Regions from separate parts of the Mus musculus genome. Here region 2 is linked to region 1. The links are chromatin contacts, found by Hi-C or POLR2A ChIA-PET in ENCODE. All regions are on one chromosome and are shown on one strand. Each heading gives the region's core, a stretch centred on a gene start or an enhancer-like site at or near the end of the contact. The rest is flanking DNA. Distances are from core to core; before and after follow the strand shown.

Region 1 (3,861 bases), core at 880-3,379:
AGTCTGGTTGACACTTCCAGCTGAAAACTGGATGTGTCCATGGGCTTTTGTGGATGGGTCTCCGGTCCCAGACGCCGTCTCCAGTATCAGAGCCACACAGAGGAAGACAGGAGCCCAGAGCAGAGCCAGCCATCTGCTTGCCATGGGCCCCTTGAGGCCTGACCAGAGCCCTCTCTGCTCACGGGCTGGCTGCTCTAGTGCCTGCAGGGTAGGGTAAGAGGAGGGGATTTTAGCATATGCATGGCCTCAGGAGGAGGGGCCCAGAGACCTTTCCCAGCTAAGCCAAGTCCCTATCCACCCATTTAGAAACCCCATTCCATTCCGTAGCCCTCCTGGGCCTGCATCACGTGCTTCCTGTTCTGGAGCACCACACCCACAACCCATAGGTGACTCCGAGATCTGCCCCTCACCCGGACATCAGGTCTGCAAGAAGCTTAGGGAACGAGCCAGACTGTATGAGAAATATTCACTTGCAAGAACTAGGAACTCAGACTTTCGGAATTTTTTTTTTCTCCTTTTTTGGGTGGGACATCAAAGATGGACCCCAGCGACTTATATATGCTAGGCAAGCACTCTACCACTGGGCTATAATCCCAGTGATTTTTAGTTGTTTGTTGAGTCAGGCTAGCCTGGGAATTCATGAGGTAGCCCAGGCTGCCCTTGAGCTAGTGACCATCCTCTTGCTTCTAGTTTGGAAGTGTCGGGATTATAAATTTGAAGCACGACCCCCTTCTACCCTATTCCTACTTTTTGTTTTGTTTTGTTTTTCGAGACAGGGTTTCTCTGTGTAGCCCAGGCTGTCCTGGAACTCACTCCGTAGAGCAGACTGGCCTTGAACTCAGAAATCCGCCTGCCTCTGCTTCCCGAGTGCTGGGATTAAAGGCGTGTGCCACCACTGGCAGGGTCTCCTCTATCTGCTAGGCTGACCTTGAGCACATATTTCTTTTGCCTCAGCCTCTTGGGTGGCTGAGATGTCAGATGTGCACCAGCCCCTGGGTCCCAGCCTTAAAAGCACACATCTGAGGTGGACTTGGTTGTGATCAAAGACGGTATATCACACCTCACAACCTGCTGTGGTATCCTTCCATGGGGAAACTGAGGCACTGGGAAGCAACCTCACTCTCGGTTTTCACTGTCAGCTCAAGTGCCACACCACATTGCCCTCTCTGAGTGTTCACCAGGCTGTCCCCAGAGTCATGTGGCAAGGGAGAAAACCAGAAAGCCAACCGTCCTTGGATGGAGAAATCGAGGCCAGGAGGGAAGTGAGTTGCTCAAAGGCGCCTAAACTGGGACCAGCCGAATCGGCGGGTGGGGCTGCAATATGAATAACCCACTTCCTCCAGCCAGGGGGAAAGAGCTTTATTTTTCTGTCCAAGCAGAAAACTGGCTCCGAGTCTTAGGCAGGCTGCCCCAAGTGTTTTGTGCATTTTATTTTCTGCAAGCAGGGAGCCAAAGGCCATCTGAGCTTTATTTGAGGGGGTGTGATTCTTTACACAAGCATTTCTAAATCGCCACCCCCGGGGGGGGGGGGGAAGAGGGCAAAGGACAAGATAGGACCCCAGAGGAAGAAGGGAATACAGCCACTTCCTCACCTGTTGACAGAAAACGAGTCTCTCCCCTCCGCTTTCTAGCTACTCCACTTGGCACGGGCGTGGAGTGGAAAAACACAGAACCCTTCAGTTCCCTCTCTGCATTTTCTGGGTGGGCAGCCTGAGGGGAGGGGGGGCTGGGCTTATGGCCTCTGGGTCCGCATCTGTGAAATGGACTCTAGCGCTGACCCAAGGGACAGCCAGACACCGCGTCCTCAAGTCACCTCCACTCCAGTTTCTTCTACTCATTTCCAAATAAGCTCGCATGAAGCGCCTCCGGCAATGCGGACACCTGTGTGCTGCGGCGTTGGTGAAGTGGGCAGACTTGACGGCGAGGGATGGGGTTGGGAATCGGGAAGCACTTTCTGATTTTGGGGTCCCAGCTGAAAGCGGATTTGAGAAGCTGAAGTTGGAGCGACGAGTGCACAGGCTGCGAAGCTCCTCTTACCTCGGGCGGGGCCTGGATCCGCGACCTCGGAGTCTTCCTCTAGCCGGATGGCCAGCGCCACAACCTTCCGCCCCTAGAGTCCTGGCCCGGAGCAGCCTGGCCACGCCCCCACAACCTCCACTCCGCCTACTTGCCAGTCGGGCCACGCCCGAGCCTCTCTGTCCCCGCCCAAGACACGCCCTTTAAGGCTCGCCCCGCCCCAGCTCTTAAAGACACAGCCTCCCAGCCGAGGGTGGGGGTTGTGAGCTGTTCCCTGTTGTCTTCCCCATTCTCCACCTGCTTTCTGTCCCCAGCCTGTCACTTCTGCTTTCAGGTAGATGCTATATTGAAAGCACGTGGGTTATAGACTTCAGGAGGCCCGAGAGAAGTCTAAGGGGAGCGGGGGGGGGGGGGGGAGTTGGGGGAAGCTTAGAGTTTCTGTTACTGAGGGTGGTATGGAAGGGTGAGAGCTATAGTAAAGTAAGGGGAAACGTGGCATGGTGGTGGTGTATGCCCATAGTTCTGGCCTTTCAGAGGCAGAGGCAGGAGGATTGTGATATTAAGGCCAGTCTGAGCATCCCAGCAAGACATTTTCTCAGTATGACGGTAATAAAGGTGATGGTGATAATGATGGTGGTGGTGATGATTTAAACGGTCTCCTGCTGCCTGCAAGCAGTCTGGTTGTAGAGCCTGAAATGCCTGGATCTGACATTTGTCAGCATTCCCCTCTCCAGCACACACTAAGCCACCGAGCTGCACCCCAACCTAGAAGACTACAGCAAACATCAAGATGGGCAGTGGTATAGCCCTGCAACCTCAGCTTTTCTCAGGAGGCTGGGGGGATTAAAAACAAATTCAAAAAGCCTGACCAGGTTCCAGTTCAAGGGCAGCATCTGCATTTAGTAAGGCCGTTTCCCAGAATGCAAAGTGAAAAGGGGGGCTTAGGTGCGGTGGGAAATTCAGTGGCAGGGTGCTTGCTGAGTGTTCTCAGAGCCTTAGGATTAGTCCCCAGACCATGATTAATTAAAGAGCACGCCCAGCGGGGCTGCTGAGATGGCACAGTGGGTAATGATGTGGGCACTGATGCTAAGCCCCACGACCTGAGCTTGATCCCTAGAACCCAACAGTGACGAAGATCTTACTCCTGGAGGTTGTCCTCTGGTTTCCACATGTGTACCATGGTATGTGCACACACAGACACAGACACACACACACACACGCACACACACACACATGCATGTACACACAGACACACACATGCACACACACACATGTGTGCACACAGACACACGCACATATGCACGCCTGCACACACGTTCATGAACACACACGTGCTCGCATGTACGTGTACACACACACACAGTGTAAAGTATTAAACTGTGTTAAACTGTATCAGTAGTACTTCATCTGTCATGGTAAGAGTTGAACAGGTGGGAGGAAGAGGAAACTTCAGTCAGGATGTAAAGTAAAGAAAATGAAATCAAAATAGAGTTGAGTGGTAGAACTGCCAGAACCCCAGTTGCCGGCACCACTATGCTTTTCTGTGTCTTTGTTTGCTTGCTTTGAGATGGGATCTCACTAAGTAGAACCAGAACCAGCCATATAGACCAAGCTCACAGATCTGTCCTCTCGGCCTCCTAGTGCTTTACCACCAAAGGCATGTACCACCAAGGCTCACCATCCTCACCACAGTTCTCGAGTGCACAGGACCTGCTTCAAATGTGTCACGTGTCACAAAGAGCAGGGGCACGTGCGTGCGTGCACGCGCGCACGGGGTGGGGGACAGTATTGAATTCCTCCCCTGGAAGGGGAAGATTTCCGACATGTATCAGTTAGCTATTGCTG
Region 2 (3,861 bases), core at 623-3,122, 200 kb before region 1:
ACTCTTACCATCTTTGAGGACTTGGACAACGATCAGGTGCTCTCGCTGGAGACCAGTATGGATGGATGCCCCACATGAACTTCGGGTATGTATGTAGGGTATCTCGTCACCCTGGGTCTCCTGCCTCTTGATAGGAAAGCACCATTCTTGGGTCACAGCTTAGACACGAGATCATCAACACAATGGCCCCTTGTCACAGGATGGGCTTTACAGGTCACCCTTCTGGGGTCCCTCAAATCCACCTTCACCACACTCAGCCCTATAGCCTCAGGAAGTCCCCTGACTTCCAAGGGCCCCAAAGATATAGATAGATAGATAGATAGATAGATAGATAGATAGATAGATAGATAGATAGATAAATAGATAGATAGGAACCAGAACCATATATATCACTCTTAAAAGAACAGAGAAGAGCTGGCCCCAGCTCTAGATGGACAGAGAGGGGGTGGGAAGAGCCTGGAATCCCGCATCCATCCTGTTCTGTGTGACAGGGACAGAGTGACCAATGCATGCTCCTAGGAATGGGATCCTGAGATCCCGCCCCTTCTGGGCCTGCAGCCACAGGTGGCTGTTAACTGCGTGTAGTCCTTCTCAGCCCTCCTTGGTGAAAGGCCTCACTGTGCTAGATCAGCCAGATTACATCCATTAGTCATTCAACACGCATCATGGCGGCCTGTTGCCATGGAAAGTGCAAAGGCGTTGAGGCGTCAACTCCCAGCCCTACTCACTCTTGTGGGAAGTCGGACAAACTGAGTAACCTCTCTGAGCTTCCAGAGATTTTGCTTCCTGCCCATAACATGAGGACACAGTCTTACCTCCAGGGGCTGAATGGAATGGACACTCAATAAGCAGAAGCCATCATTTGTGATGATCTTGGGCCACAGAGGTGAACCGTGGTGGAAGCCCTTAGGGGCCTTTTGAGCAGGAATCAGTTTTGTGTAAGTGGTTAAAGTAGTTGATGGCGTGATATGGGGTGTCACAGAGGAGGAGGAGGAGGAGGAGGAGGAGGAGGAGGAGGAGGGAAGACCGATGAATCAAGAGAGGCTGCTGGGAGGAGTTGGCTGGATTCTTCTTTTGTGTTTGCTACTAAATCCCTGTGCAACTTTGAGTTGATGACTTCCTTACCCTGAGGACCTCAGGTTCCCACCGATTGCAAGGTGGTCATTAAGCAGTGACTAGATGTAGCTGTGAATGGCTTTCTTCTAAAAACAAACAAACAAAACAACAACAAAAACGCAGGTGTCCTGGGCAGGGTAAAGACTCCAGCTAATCCAGTTTTGGTTCTGGGAGTGAGCCTAGTGTAGCCTGCCCTTCACCCTTGCTCTCCCTTCCCCCTGCCCTCCCCCAATCCCCCCAGATCCCAACAGAGGAGGAGCAAGGGCCACTCTGGTCTGGCTCCCAAAGAGGTCCCTTAACCCTGCTCAGCTGCCTGGATCGCAGTCCCACACAGCCTCATCTTTCCCAATCTAAACAGGGCAGGTCCTGGATGTCTCCTCTCTCAGTCCATACCTGTGTCTGCAGATGCTGTGTTCAGCTTGCCAGAGGGCCTATCACAGTGCCCATGAACGCTTAAACTGCTGCTCCAAGAGATCACCCTGTAGTTGGCCAGTGGCCTTATGAGCAGTCTTTAGACTGTCTCTAAATCAGATTCATTCATTCAAGTACTTATTGAGCGCCTGTTGTGTACCAGGCCCTAGCATAGATGCTAAATGCAAAGATGATAGATTGGAACCAGAACCCCTAAACACAGAACGGATCTGATGCCTCGTGGGCCCAGCCGGGGACTCGGTGACTCGCGTGTCACAGCGGCTGGGCGGATCGGTCTCCTCCCCTTCCTCTACCCGCCCCGCCCCGAGGCCGCCTCCACCCGCGGGATCCCAGCGACGCGTCCGACGCGTCCGCGCGCCAGGACTACTGCGTCCTCCTGTCTGTCTGTCTATCCGGCGGCGGGCGAGGTCCGGGCTGGGGCAAAGCGGTGCCCTCCTTCCCTCCCTCCCGGGAGCCAGCGGAGAAAGAGTCAGCGGGGGGTGAAAAGAGCCAGCGCGGGGAGATCACGGTGAGCGTGTAGCGCAGGGACCCCAAATCCCTGGCTCTGGCGGGCCCACGGGCAGATGCCACCGGGCGGGGACATAACGACCTGCAGCTCTTTTGCCCCCGGGGACGCCACCCCTGAGGAAACCTCGGTCGCGGCTCCATCCGGCACCCTCCATCCATCTCAACATCCCGCATCTTGAACTCGAATCCCTGCATCCCACATCCTTCATTCCGCATCCCGGAATTCTGCATCTCCACATCCCGCGTCCCTGCATCCCACACCGCAGCCCCCGGTAGCGCGCGGCCCGGGGCGGGGGACGCGCTCCAACCGAACACGGGCCACTGCGGGTGACAGCCTGGGGTATGATGCCCGCTGTTCTCCGGGTACCCCAGGGACTGCAGGGCACAGACCCCCGAGCCTCCCTGCCGCCCCCCCACCGGCGCCCCATTGTTCTCTGCCGCGGCTCCTGGGAGGGGGAGGGGGCTGCTCTCTTCTTAAAGGGCCCTTTCTCCTTCTTGTCGCCCCTGCAGGTCGCGAACACCAGTGGGGTGGGGCGTGCCCACGGCCCCCGCCCCTCCCCAGGGTCCCCCAGCTGCAGGTCCGGACCGCGATCCCCACGCTCCGCCCCCTTCCCTGGGAGATCTACCACCACTCAGGCCGGCCAGGAGAGGGGACAGGGGTGCAGGGGTGCAGGGAGCCCCGTCGGGAGGGGCGGACCCAAGTCACCCCGAAGCGAGGCACGGGATCTGGAAAGCGGAGCCAAGCGCGCAAGGAGCAGCAGGCTGGGGCCAGGGCCTCCTGGGTGACAAGGCCCTGCGTGGCGGACAGAAGGAACGGGAGAGAAGCAGGGACAGGCCGGACTTAGAGGGGCAAGTGCCTCCTCACTCCTGCACCTGCACTGAGGGGACTAAGGGATTGAGATCATGTCCCCCACCTAGGACAGACATTGCCTACCGCGCACCGCTGTGTGCAACAGCTGCGCTCTGCGGGAAGGGGTCCTCGCAGCGTCTGGATGGCCACCCATCCCCCTAACCCAGGCCTCTAGGCCTTGGAGACGAGCCCAGCTGGAAAAGAGGCCACACTCCTCGCCGCCCGCCCTGGAGAGGGAGGACGAAGCTTCCCCGGTGCTCCCAGGCCCAGGAGGAGCTGGGCCAGCAACAGTGGGGACCTGGCCCCGCAGGCGGCAGCGGCCATGTCACGGCCAGGCCAAGGTGTGATGGTGCCGGTGAACGGGCTGGGCTTCCCGCCGCAGAACGTGGCCAGGGTGGTGGTGTGGGAGTGGCTCAATGAGCACAGCCGCTGGCGACCCTACACGGCCACCGTGTGCCACCACATCGAGAATGTTCTTAAGGAGGATGCCCGGGGCTCTGTGGTCCTTGGCCAGGTGGACGCCCAGCTGGTGCCCTACATCATCGACCTACAATCCATGCATCAGTTCCGGCAAGACACAGGTGAGTGGCCTCCCAGAGGCCGGGCCAGCAGCTCTCACAGGGGGCGGGGGGGGGGGATGCAATAATTCCCCCCTCCCAGAATCCCTGAAAGGGGAGTCTGGGGCTCCTGGGAAAAGAGACCGTGTGACCTGGTCCAGATTAACATGTTGGTTCCAGCCCTATGTCTTATATTAGTTAGGGGTGGGGGGATGGATATGCAAATCACACAGCTCCAAGCCTCAGTTTCTTTGCCTGTAAAGTGGGTAGATTGCTGTCTCTCTGAGCTATGTAAAGATTTCTTTAAGTGGATCCCTCTTCCCCCCAGCCCTGAGCCCCTCAGTGCTTTAGCACACCCTCTTACCAAACCCACAGGACTGTTTGGTTTCTCTCTACTAA

What was found. A loop is a pair of places that touch in the nucleus more often than their neighbours do. ChIA-PET counts read pairs that join two places held with the same protein, here RNA polymerase II (POLR2A).
Region 2: a map of regulatory T cell shows a loop between it and region 1 (1.8-fold over the local background). The contact joins the promoter of Dtx1 here to the promoter of Slc8b1 in region 1. A Hi-C loop is called at or near these places in 1 of 37 maps with a recorded cell type or tissue (regulatory T cell). POLR2A ChIA-PET finds 5 or more read pairs at or near these places in 1 of 5 experiments (embryonic stem cell).

What each region holds. Positions count from the first base shown.
Region 1 is chr5:120,509,460-120,513,320 of GRCm38, reverse strand. It overlaps Slc8b1 (solute carrier family 8 (sodium/lithium/calcium exchanger), member B1), which reads right to left and starts at 2,129. Exons shown (of 16, transcript NM_133221.2): 1 at 2,038-2,129; 2 at 1-201. The coding sequence starts at 144.
Region 2 is chr5:120,709,680-120,713,540 of GRCm38, reverse strand. Dtx1 (deltex 1, E3 ubiquitin ligase) reads left to right here and starts at 1,872. Exons shown (of 10, transcript NM_008052.3): 1 at 1,872-2,056; 2 at 2,566-3,486. The coding sequence starts at 3,228.